Linked DNA regions of Homo sapiens: region 2 is linked to region 1. Evidence: chromatin contacts called from ENCODE Hi-C or POLR2A ChIA-PET data. All regions are on one chromosome and are shown on one strand. The core of a region is the stretch at or near the end of the contact, and the rest is flanking DNA. Distances in the headings are between cores, read along the strand shown.

Region 1 (4,654 bases), core at 1,742-4,241:
GAGAAGGGCCCATTCTAATGATCTTAACTTGATCGTCTGCAAAGACGCTATCACCAAAGAAGGTCACATTCACAGGCCACAGGGATTAGGACTTAAACCACCTTTTGAGGATGCAATGAAACTCACAGCACTCCTTATTCCTACACCTTAGCCAAAGGAGTGTTGAATAAAGGCCTTATTCATTGGTGGGCCGGCACAGTCAAATTGTGTCCCTTGAATTCCACAGGTGTTCTGCAATCTCACTTGTCCTCTCTGCTTCTAAGCTGCCGTGCTTAGAATCAACAGGTGCCTCACAGGGAAAACAAGCCCCGTCTGTCAGGATGTCCTGAATGGTAGCCCCTCAGGTTCTCCCTGCTTTGCTGTAGGCAAATGTGTGACACTAAGTTACACTGAAACGTCAGAGAGACAATTAATAACTTTTGACACGTGTCCCATGCTATATTTGGAACATACATGAACTAAAAATTACCTATTGCTTATCTGAAACTGAAATTTTAACTGGTGTTCAGTTTTCTTAATTGTGAAATCTGAGGTTTCTACTTTGGGAGCCCTATAGTTTCAAACAGATTTTAATTGTGTGTGTGTATATATTGATACATTTAACACATAGTATGTCTCATTGTTTTGAGTTGGAAGGTGAGTCAGAAGCCAGCTAGATGGACATTGCTAGAAGAGGAATTCTCCTCTGTTTTGACAAAAGTTTTTTACTGGCTAGGGATTCCTAGAGGACTGGTCATACCTCTTTGCACTCTCGCCTTATACAAAAAGCACAGAATAAACACTGGCCAGATGGAAATGAACTAAGTGATGCCCTTTATACTAACGCGCATATCCATTTCACAATGCCATGGACCAATGTTCTCATCTCAGTTGTGACTTAACTCTCTCTCCCCAACGAGCGAGGGGCTGAATGATCACCTTAGTCTTCACCGGAAGAATTCTCCTGGGATGACTTCAAGGAGTGTAAGTCTATTTTATTTTCTAAATGTCCCAAGACTTGCAATTGTTGAGTATTGAATATTTTCTTAGTAAATGATCTTGTCGTGAACGGGCTAGCCTTCTTTTTTTGTTCTATCAAGAAGCAGGTCTATGCTGTCAGGCCCCCTTGCCATGATCCAATAGAGGCAGAAGTGTGGTTGCAAGCTAATAATCTATGCATGGTTCTACCCATTGTAGGATGATGGCTTGGGCAGCCCGGGCTATTTTATTGTTCTAAAGAAATAATAGGCTGAGGACACTTTACTGCCAAGAGAACAGAATGATCATCAGTAGCTTAACTGAGCTGAACATAAACGACCTTATTTAAATCTCTTAAAATCTGGAGAGGAAACAAATCTCTCCCTTGTTGAATGTTAAATGAAAACAAATTGTTAGATAACTTCTCTATGTTCATTTACCTTCCTTCTCCCATGCTGCCAAAATCAAAGAAAGAAAAAAAAAGTCTTATAATTTAAAAAAGGTCTCGATGAGTAAAATATTTAGCGTGATGGAAAACTCAAAGTAAGTTTTCTTAAAAATAAAATAAGACATTTTTGTTCTAAGAAGATTTGGAAGGTCCTGAAATACCCAGTAATTAAAATTACTCAGAGAGAATTACATAATCTAACAGATGCAATTTTTATATCTGTGCTTCATTAATCTAGTGTTCCTTGAGCACACACTACCACATTACCGTTTGCTGAGGACACATTTCAAGCTGTCAAAGATTAATTAGGTAAATCATCACTAGTATTTTAGGATAATAATTTGTTTTCTTTACACTCTTCTTAGGTAGCTAAATGATAATCTCCATTGGTCTTTTTCACAACACTCTGGGCTAAGTTTTTTTTTTATTTTTTAATGTAAGCCTAGTGCTCTGGAATAATTACCAGGACTTCTCAAGATGCCTGCTTTTCCTACAGCTGACTTGCAACAATTTATAGAAACTTACAAATAAGCTACATACCAGGGAAAGCTCTGTGCCCAACACACCAAAGCATCAAATAAGCTTAGTACCAGTGAGACTCTGAGCCCAATATACCAAAAAGTACCGAGTCTGGCTTCAAAAAGTGTAACATCTCAAATCAGTGCCTGGAGTATTGAAAGACATTGTTTTTTAATTTTGTGATTTTAAAAAACTTTTCCCCTGAATGCTAGGGAATTGATCTGAGAATCATCATCTCAATGCATTTCCTGAGGAATTCTTTGGGAGCAGGAATTTGTCAGACTTTAATGCAAATGGGCAGTGCCTGCAAGTTCTTGCCCCTTATTTATTATTCGCTTTAGTATAATGTCGATGTTCAGAGTGTGCTTTGGTAGGAATTTGGTGGCATTTCCTCCATGCCTCAGTGTGTTAGTCAAAGCCCCACGGCTTTTCAAACCACGTCAGATCCTCCACTTGCACGTCGTCTTGTGCAAAACCTGTTTCCCTCTTACTCAGTGGTTCAGCCTGTTCCCATTCTACAGCTCTTACAGCGAGTTCCAAAAACTAGTTTCTCAACGCAGATAGAATGGAAAAGAGCAGCAACAATAAAGATTTATCATTAAGGACTGTGATGGAAGTTTACTTCATCTCCACTTAAACAAACAAAATAGTAAACCAATTGATTTGGTAAATCAAGCCATTGATTCTTATCATCAAATAAATCTTTATTGTCTTAATTACCTAATATCACTTGTATCATTGTGAATTTGCAATTTTAGCTCTGCTGTATAGAACATGATACTGCTGCCAAAACGCTTTACACAGTAATTCAGTGAAAGAGCGTTCACAAAGCATGTTTTCAAAGTATTCTTTATGGATTCTTCTAAGAGTGAAATTCATGTTTATGGAATTATATGGTCTCTCATAAACTTTTCCCTCCTTCCTCTATTTATAGTGGACAAATTTTGCCAAGCCTGGGTCAAGAACTATGTCAAATATTCGAACGATGTTGCAGTGTTGAATTCCTCAACACAGACCAGCTCCTCGGCTTTGGTTTCGTAACGGTTGTGTCCTCATGAATTGAAGGTTTATGCTTCTATTTTGAACCAATCTGTTAGACTCATTAGCATTCTCGTTCACTTGCCCTACATAGCTGGAGCTGTTTCCCTCTTTAGGTGTGAGAGCAACAGCTGTGGAAAATATTCAAATTATACTGGTGACCTTGTTAACAAGGAACTTGCGAGCACATTTGCCTCCACTGGAACTGTAATTTATAAAAATATAATTTAGCCACAGAGCTAGTAAAATGGGTTAACAATTATTTTTATTGTGTAGGCCATTTCGTTGTTTCTTTCCATATTTGTTATTGAAATTACAGTAATAAGAACAAAGCATTTTACCATTCTCATTACATGCCACACAACCCGAGCAGTGATTTAAAGAAAAAAAAAATTGAGTGCAGGATGTGATGTTAGCAGGGAGCACCTCTGCGATGCTGACATCCTCCTGGCACTCTTTCTGACTCATTATCCAGTTCCCTGATTTATCTAGAAACCTTGCACCAAGTTAAAAATATTTTGGTTTAGATATAACTGATATTGTCTCCTTCTGGCTCAGAAACTTCCCACCAGTCCTTTTTTGCCTTTTGAAAAGCAGATGAACCCTGTGTGGCTTTGGAGGTTTCCTGCAATGTAGTTCCACCAGCTGGTGCAGCCATTGCCTCTGTACAAGAGCTCCTGGGCTCTGACAAACAGAGTGACTGCTGCTCCCCCTAGCACCAGCCTTTCCGGGCCATCTGGCCTCAGATACTGGCATTGCTCATCCTTGGGGATCTCTTCTCCTTCTAATGACCATCCCACTTGAAGGATCATCTGAAGGCCAACTCCTGCATTAAGAGTTTCCCCATGCCCTCCCACATAACTCCATCTGTGCCCCACTGAAGGCACATTCATTATGCACCTCATTTCATCTGAACTCTCTGGTAGTCCCTTTTTATACTTCTCTTGTGATTCAGGTTTCATAACTCTTGAGGGCAAAGACTCTTTTACTCATCTGTCCCTTTACTCTGTAAGCTAGGTCCACAATAAATGTTCATTAACTTAAATTCTAAAACTTCATTTTGTTGGATAAAGAATAACCACAGAATGGAGACAAAAAATCTCACTTGCAGAATATGGTATTTTCTCTGTTCACCAGAAGTGTATTGCTCCAAATGCACTGAGAGTGTTGGAGGTTAGGACTGACAACATTTTTCCAAAAGCACAGCACAGATGGGCTCAAAAAGCAAAATAGGAGACCAGCAATCTATTCACAGAGCACTTTCACCTTGGACTTCTTAGAACTCTTGACTGCCACCCACTGCTTTCCGTTGTTAAATTACCCTTTTCAGCTACAGTCATTCATTGCTTAATGTTGGGGACATGTTCTGGGAAATGTGCTATTAGGTGATTTTGTCATTGTGTGAACATCATAGAGTGTCCTTACACACATGTAGATGGCATAGCCTACTATACGCCTAGGCTGTATGATGTAGCCTGTGCCCCTAGGCTGCAAACCTGGATGGCATATGACTGTGCTGAATACTGTAGGCAATTGGAACACAATGGTATTGGTGTATCTAAACATACTAAACACGTAAAAGATACAGTAAAAATATGGTATTAGAATCTTATGGGACTACCATAGAATATGCGGTCCTTCATTGATGAATGGTCATTATGCAGCATATCAATTAGTCCATACCCTCTCTGT
Region 2 (4,466 bases), core at 890-3,389, 120 kb before region 1:
CACAAAATACCAAACAATTCAAATTAAAAAAGAATTGTATTTAAACACTTGCTTGTGAATGTTATGTAATCAAGGTTAAATGGAGTAACAAAAGTGTTACTATACACACACGCACACATACATGGACTACACACACACACATACATGAACACACACATGTATATGTATATGTATATATAGAGATTAACGGAAGTGGCTGCTGAGATTATGAGGACCTAGAAGTCTCACAATCTGCTGTCTGCAAGCTGCAGAGCCAGGAATGCTGGTGGTGTGGCTCAGTCCCAAGTCCCAAGTTCAAATCTGAAGACCTAAGAACCAGAAGCTCCCAACGTGAGGGCAGGAGAAGATGGATGTCCTGGCTACAACACAGAAAGAAAATTCACCCTTCCGCTACATTTTTTGTACTGTTTGGGCTCTGAAAGTGAAACTGCCTTTGCAAAATTATGACTGAGACAGTGAAAAAGATCCAACTTAACCAATTTCATCTTGCCTCTAACCTCCAAGCTGTCCTTGTTCATTCTTGTCATAGGCTGAACTAACTTTGGGAGAAACTTAGTTCATAGTTTACAGTTTAAAACAAAGACAATAACAGCCCTTTCCCAAAACAAACCTCCTTCTTGCCTGGGAACTAGGCTACTAACATTAGCCACAAGATTAGTAATTACGGTTTAGGAGTCATGCAGCTGGAGGCTACGAGATTCTGAACCTCTTTAAACTGCTTCTAAAATCCGTGCTTGAGATGTTTTGTAGACCCTGCACTTGATGAAGCAGCTGGCACCACACAGATGGATAAACTGGCCCATCTGATCTTGTGACCCCCACCCAGGAGCTAACTCAGCCCAAGAAGACAGTGATGCTCCATGATTTCATCTCCAACCCAACCAATCAGCACTCCCCAACTCACTGCCCCTCCCCACCCACCAAATTATCTTCAAAAACTCTGATCTCCAAATGTTCGGGGAGACTGATTTGAGTAATAATAAAACTCCAGCTTCCACACAGCTGGCTCTGTGTGAACTACTCTTTCTCCATTGCATTTCCCCTGTCTTGATAAATCGGTTCTGTCTAAGCAGCGAACAAGGTGAACCCGCTGGGAGGTTACAAAAGAACTGGATTATGCCCACATTGGCGAGGGTGGGTCTTCTTTACCTCCATTCACCAATTCAAAAATCAATCCCATCAAGTCAAATGAAATGCAAATCTCTTCCAAAAACACACCTGGGAATGGACTTTTACCAGCTATCTGGGCATCCCTTTGCCCAGTCAAGTTGACATAAAATTAACTATCAAAAAAGTCTTTCTGAAAAGTGGATTAGCCGGGCACAGTGGCTCACACCTGTAATCCCAGCACTTTGGGAGGCCGACGTGGGCAGATCGCAAGGTCAGGAGATCGAGACCAACCTGACTGACACGGGGAAACCCTGTTTCTACTAAAAATACAAAAAATTAGCTAGGTGTGTTGTTGGGTGCCTATAGTCCCAGCTACTCGGGAGGCTGAGGCAGGAGAATGACCTGAACCGGGGAGGTGGAGCTTGCAGTGAGCCGAGGTCGTGCCACTGCAGTCCAGCCTGGGGCACCTGGGGCAACAGAGTGAGACTCCATCTCAAAAAAAAAAAAAAAAGAAAGAAAAGTGGATTAAAGATCTTAATTTTACCAATCAAGTAAAAATATACATTGCAATATAAAATATTATTTTGTGAATCTTTTTCTGAAGATTTAAAAATTATCCAATAAATATGTTTAATCTAGATTTTATTATAACAAAAACCACTATGTCTGCTGATTGGTCAAATTCAAGACCTGTACAATAAGGATCACTAAAATATGAGCTGGCGGAGGACAGGGTTTTGGCTGCATTCTTACAGCTGTATCTGTGGCACCACGGACAGGTTTGATTTCAGTGGGTGACTTGGCACTTAGTAAACACATTCGCTGACTGAGTTGAATACTTAATTATGTGTCAGCCTCTGGATTTAACACACACTCTCTTGCCCAAATTTCACAACTGCCCTATGTAATAGACATTACTCTGCATTCCTAATACTGAGAAAACAGAGGTATTAAGGGCTTGAGTAACTTGCTGCAATTCTCCAGTTAGTGAGTGATAAAGTCAGAATGCGAATCTTTACCTAAATGCCTCCCTTGATGACCAACCTGTGAAACAGCTACTGATATCTCATGTGTACTGAAGATGAGGTTTCCTGGCTCAGCTGATAAGTCAAGTGTTTTTGGTAGGGACCTACACAATGGGATGATTCAGCTTTTATGGACTCTGCTCCTTTAGTCTATTCTGAAGGGTTATATAATGGATTTTTCTCTTTTACTAATGTGTATCATTTTATTAGTGTTTGAAGTCTTGTAAAAAGTAATATCTGAAGGATGTAAGACAGCAAGTGAGAAAGAAACAGCTCAGAAGAGACTGAGTAATGCTGAGTAATGTTACCTGAACTTCCTGCTCTGCTGGGGTTCCTCTCATACCATATGAGTGGGTAAAGGGTGAAACGAAAATCTTATCTCAACATCCTTCCCCTGTGGATGACAAACTTTGATATTTATTTTATCATCGATATCAGTGAGTCCATATTTATAAAGCGAGGAGCTCTTACAGGAAAGCATTTGTCAAATACCTAATTACAAAATATATTGACCTTCATATTCTAAGTCAAGTGATATATTTTGTATCATTTTCTGCAGAATTATGATAAAGCACAGTGTGTATAAAGTCAAGTTACCCATTATTCTAGCACTGTTTAGTGTTTATATGACACATGCCAAACATGAGAATAACCCCCGTTTGAAAATGTATTTTTTTGGTTACTTACAGCTACCTTATTTTTTTCTTCTTCTTTTTTTTTTTTTTTCTTTGAGATGGAGTCTTGCTCTGTCACCCAGGTTGGAGTGCAGTGGCACGATCTAGGCTCACTGCAAGCTCTGCCTCCCGGGTTCACTCCATTCTCCTGCCTCAGCCTCCCGAGGAGCTGGGACTACAGGCATCCGCCGCCACGCCCGGCTAATTTTTTGTATTTTTAGTAGAGGCAGGGTTTCACCGTGTTAGCCAGGATGGTCTCCATCTCCTGACCTCGTGATCTGCCCACCTCGGCCTCCCAAAGTGCTGGGATTACAGGCATGAGCCACCGTGCCCGGTCTATTTTTTTCTTCTTATAATACATGTGCATTGTAGTACATTTGAGAAACACAGAAAGGAACAAAATTTTAAAAAAATAAAAATTATTTGAAAACTTGCCATGCCCATATTGTGTCTATGAATGTTTTGCTCTATTTCTTCCTATGCCTATATGTCTATTTTAATAGGATACAATTTAGGTGATGACTTTTTTTCCTCTTAGCATTAAATCACTGGTAGTGTCTGATTTTGCTTTATCATTTCCAGATAGTAGTAGCAAAATCCATAGGGGCTGGATTCAAATAGTTACTCTGTTTAGACATTTTGTCACATAAGAGTCTTATAGTTTTCTCTTATCCTCAGTTTTCTCATGTGACTAATCATGGTCACAATATTAATTCACAGGTTTGTTGAGAGAATCAAATGAACTCATGCATGGTGAAACTTTTGATATAACGTATGACTCAAACTAAATGTTCAATAACAAGTTACTATGTAAAAAACACTTAGAAATCATTCTAATGATTGCACAATAGTTCATTATATTGATATACTTTATTTATTTAGATATTCTTTTCTTTTTAAATTTTTTTTTTCAATTTGAAAGAATTCTGGAAAAACAACAGTCTTGAGTCAATATTCTGATTATATCCTTAAGATAGATCAACAGGAATGGAATCACTATGTAAAACACTGTCATCTTTTAAGGATAGTGAAAGGAATTTGAAAATTGTTTTTAAGAAAGGCTGTAGCCAATTATACTGGCATCAGGATGCCTGTTTCACCACAACCCCAAGGTGCCAATTAAACTATGTTTTCTTAGAAAGTAATCAACATTCTTACAGAGAAATTAGACAGTGTGGATGAGAACAAGAAGAAAATAAACATCTCACAATTCATAATCACACATGAAGACTATTGCTTTTTTGTTATACACATTCTGATTCTTCCTTGCATATGTAAGAATTTTTATTCTTTAACACCATTTTATTAAAAATCTGTACCAAATAATTATATTACTTTTACTTATTTATTCTAGAAGCATTTATTTTTAGTAATAAAGGAATAACTATCTTTTTTCACATAATAAATACATCTAAGGGCATAGCACATGATTATTAAAGGAAAAATAGTCCACATAGATTAACAGAGAAAAAATTAAAATAATATAAAATTCTGCCACTCCAGAGTAACCTCTTTGCTGTGTATACTTTTATGTATTTTTTTAACTATATATTATATACAGTTGACCCTTGAACAATGCAAGCGTTATAGGCACTGACCTCTCGCACAGTTAAATATTCATGTAGGGTTTGGCTGTGTCCCCACCGAAATCTCATTT

Evidence for each region. A loop is a pair of places that touch in the nucleus more often than their neighbours do. ChIA-PET counts read pairs that join two places held with the same protein, here RNA polymerase II (POLR2A). Pooled maps may share reads with other maps.
Region 2: a map of aorta shows a loop between it and region 1 (2.2-fold over the local background). The contact joins two enhancer-like sites. A Hi-C loop is called at or near these places in 6 of 168 maps with a recorded cell type or tissue (Calu3, aorta, ascending aorta and 3 more), 20 of 37 single-sample maps with no recorded cell type and 17 of 50 pooled maps. POLR2A ChIA-PET finds 5 or more read pairs at or near these places in 9 of 52 experiments (A673, GM12878, K562 and 6 more).

What each region holds. Positions count from the first base shown.
Region 1 is chr10:3,622,273-3,626,926 of GRCh38, reverse strand. All of the region lies in intron 1 of LOC105376360 (a long non-coding RNA gene), which reads right to left. Among named protein-coding and RNA genes, the nearest start is that of LINC02669, 120 kb to the right of the region's middle. Within about 2 kb of position 2,991, at least 7 of the 41 ENCODE cell types and tissues checked have a DNase peak (open chromatin) inside an H3K27ac peak, as active enhancers do; they include PC-9, where a contact is called at or near this core.
Region 2 is chr10:3,738,229-3,742,694 of GRCh38, reverse strand. All of the region lies in intron 1 of LOC105376360 (a long non-coding RNA gene), which reads right to left. Among named protein-coding and RNA genes, the nearest start is that of KLF6, 45 kb to the left of the region's middle. RefSeq lists enhancers at 213-352, 1,926-3,125. Within about 2 kb of position 2,139, at least 6 of the 41 ENCODE cell types and tissues checked have a DNase peak (open chromatin) inside an H3K27ac peak, as active enhancers do; they include PC-9, where a contact is called at or near this core.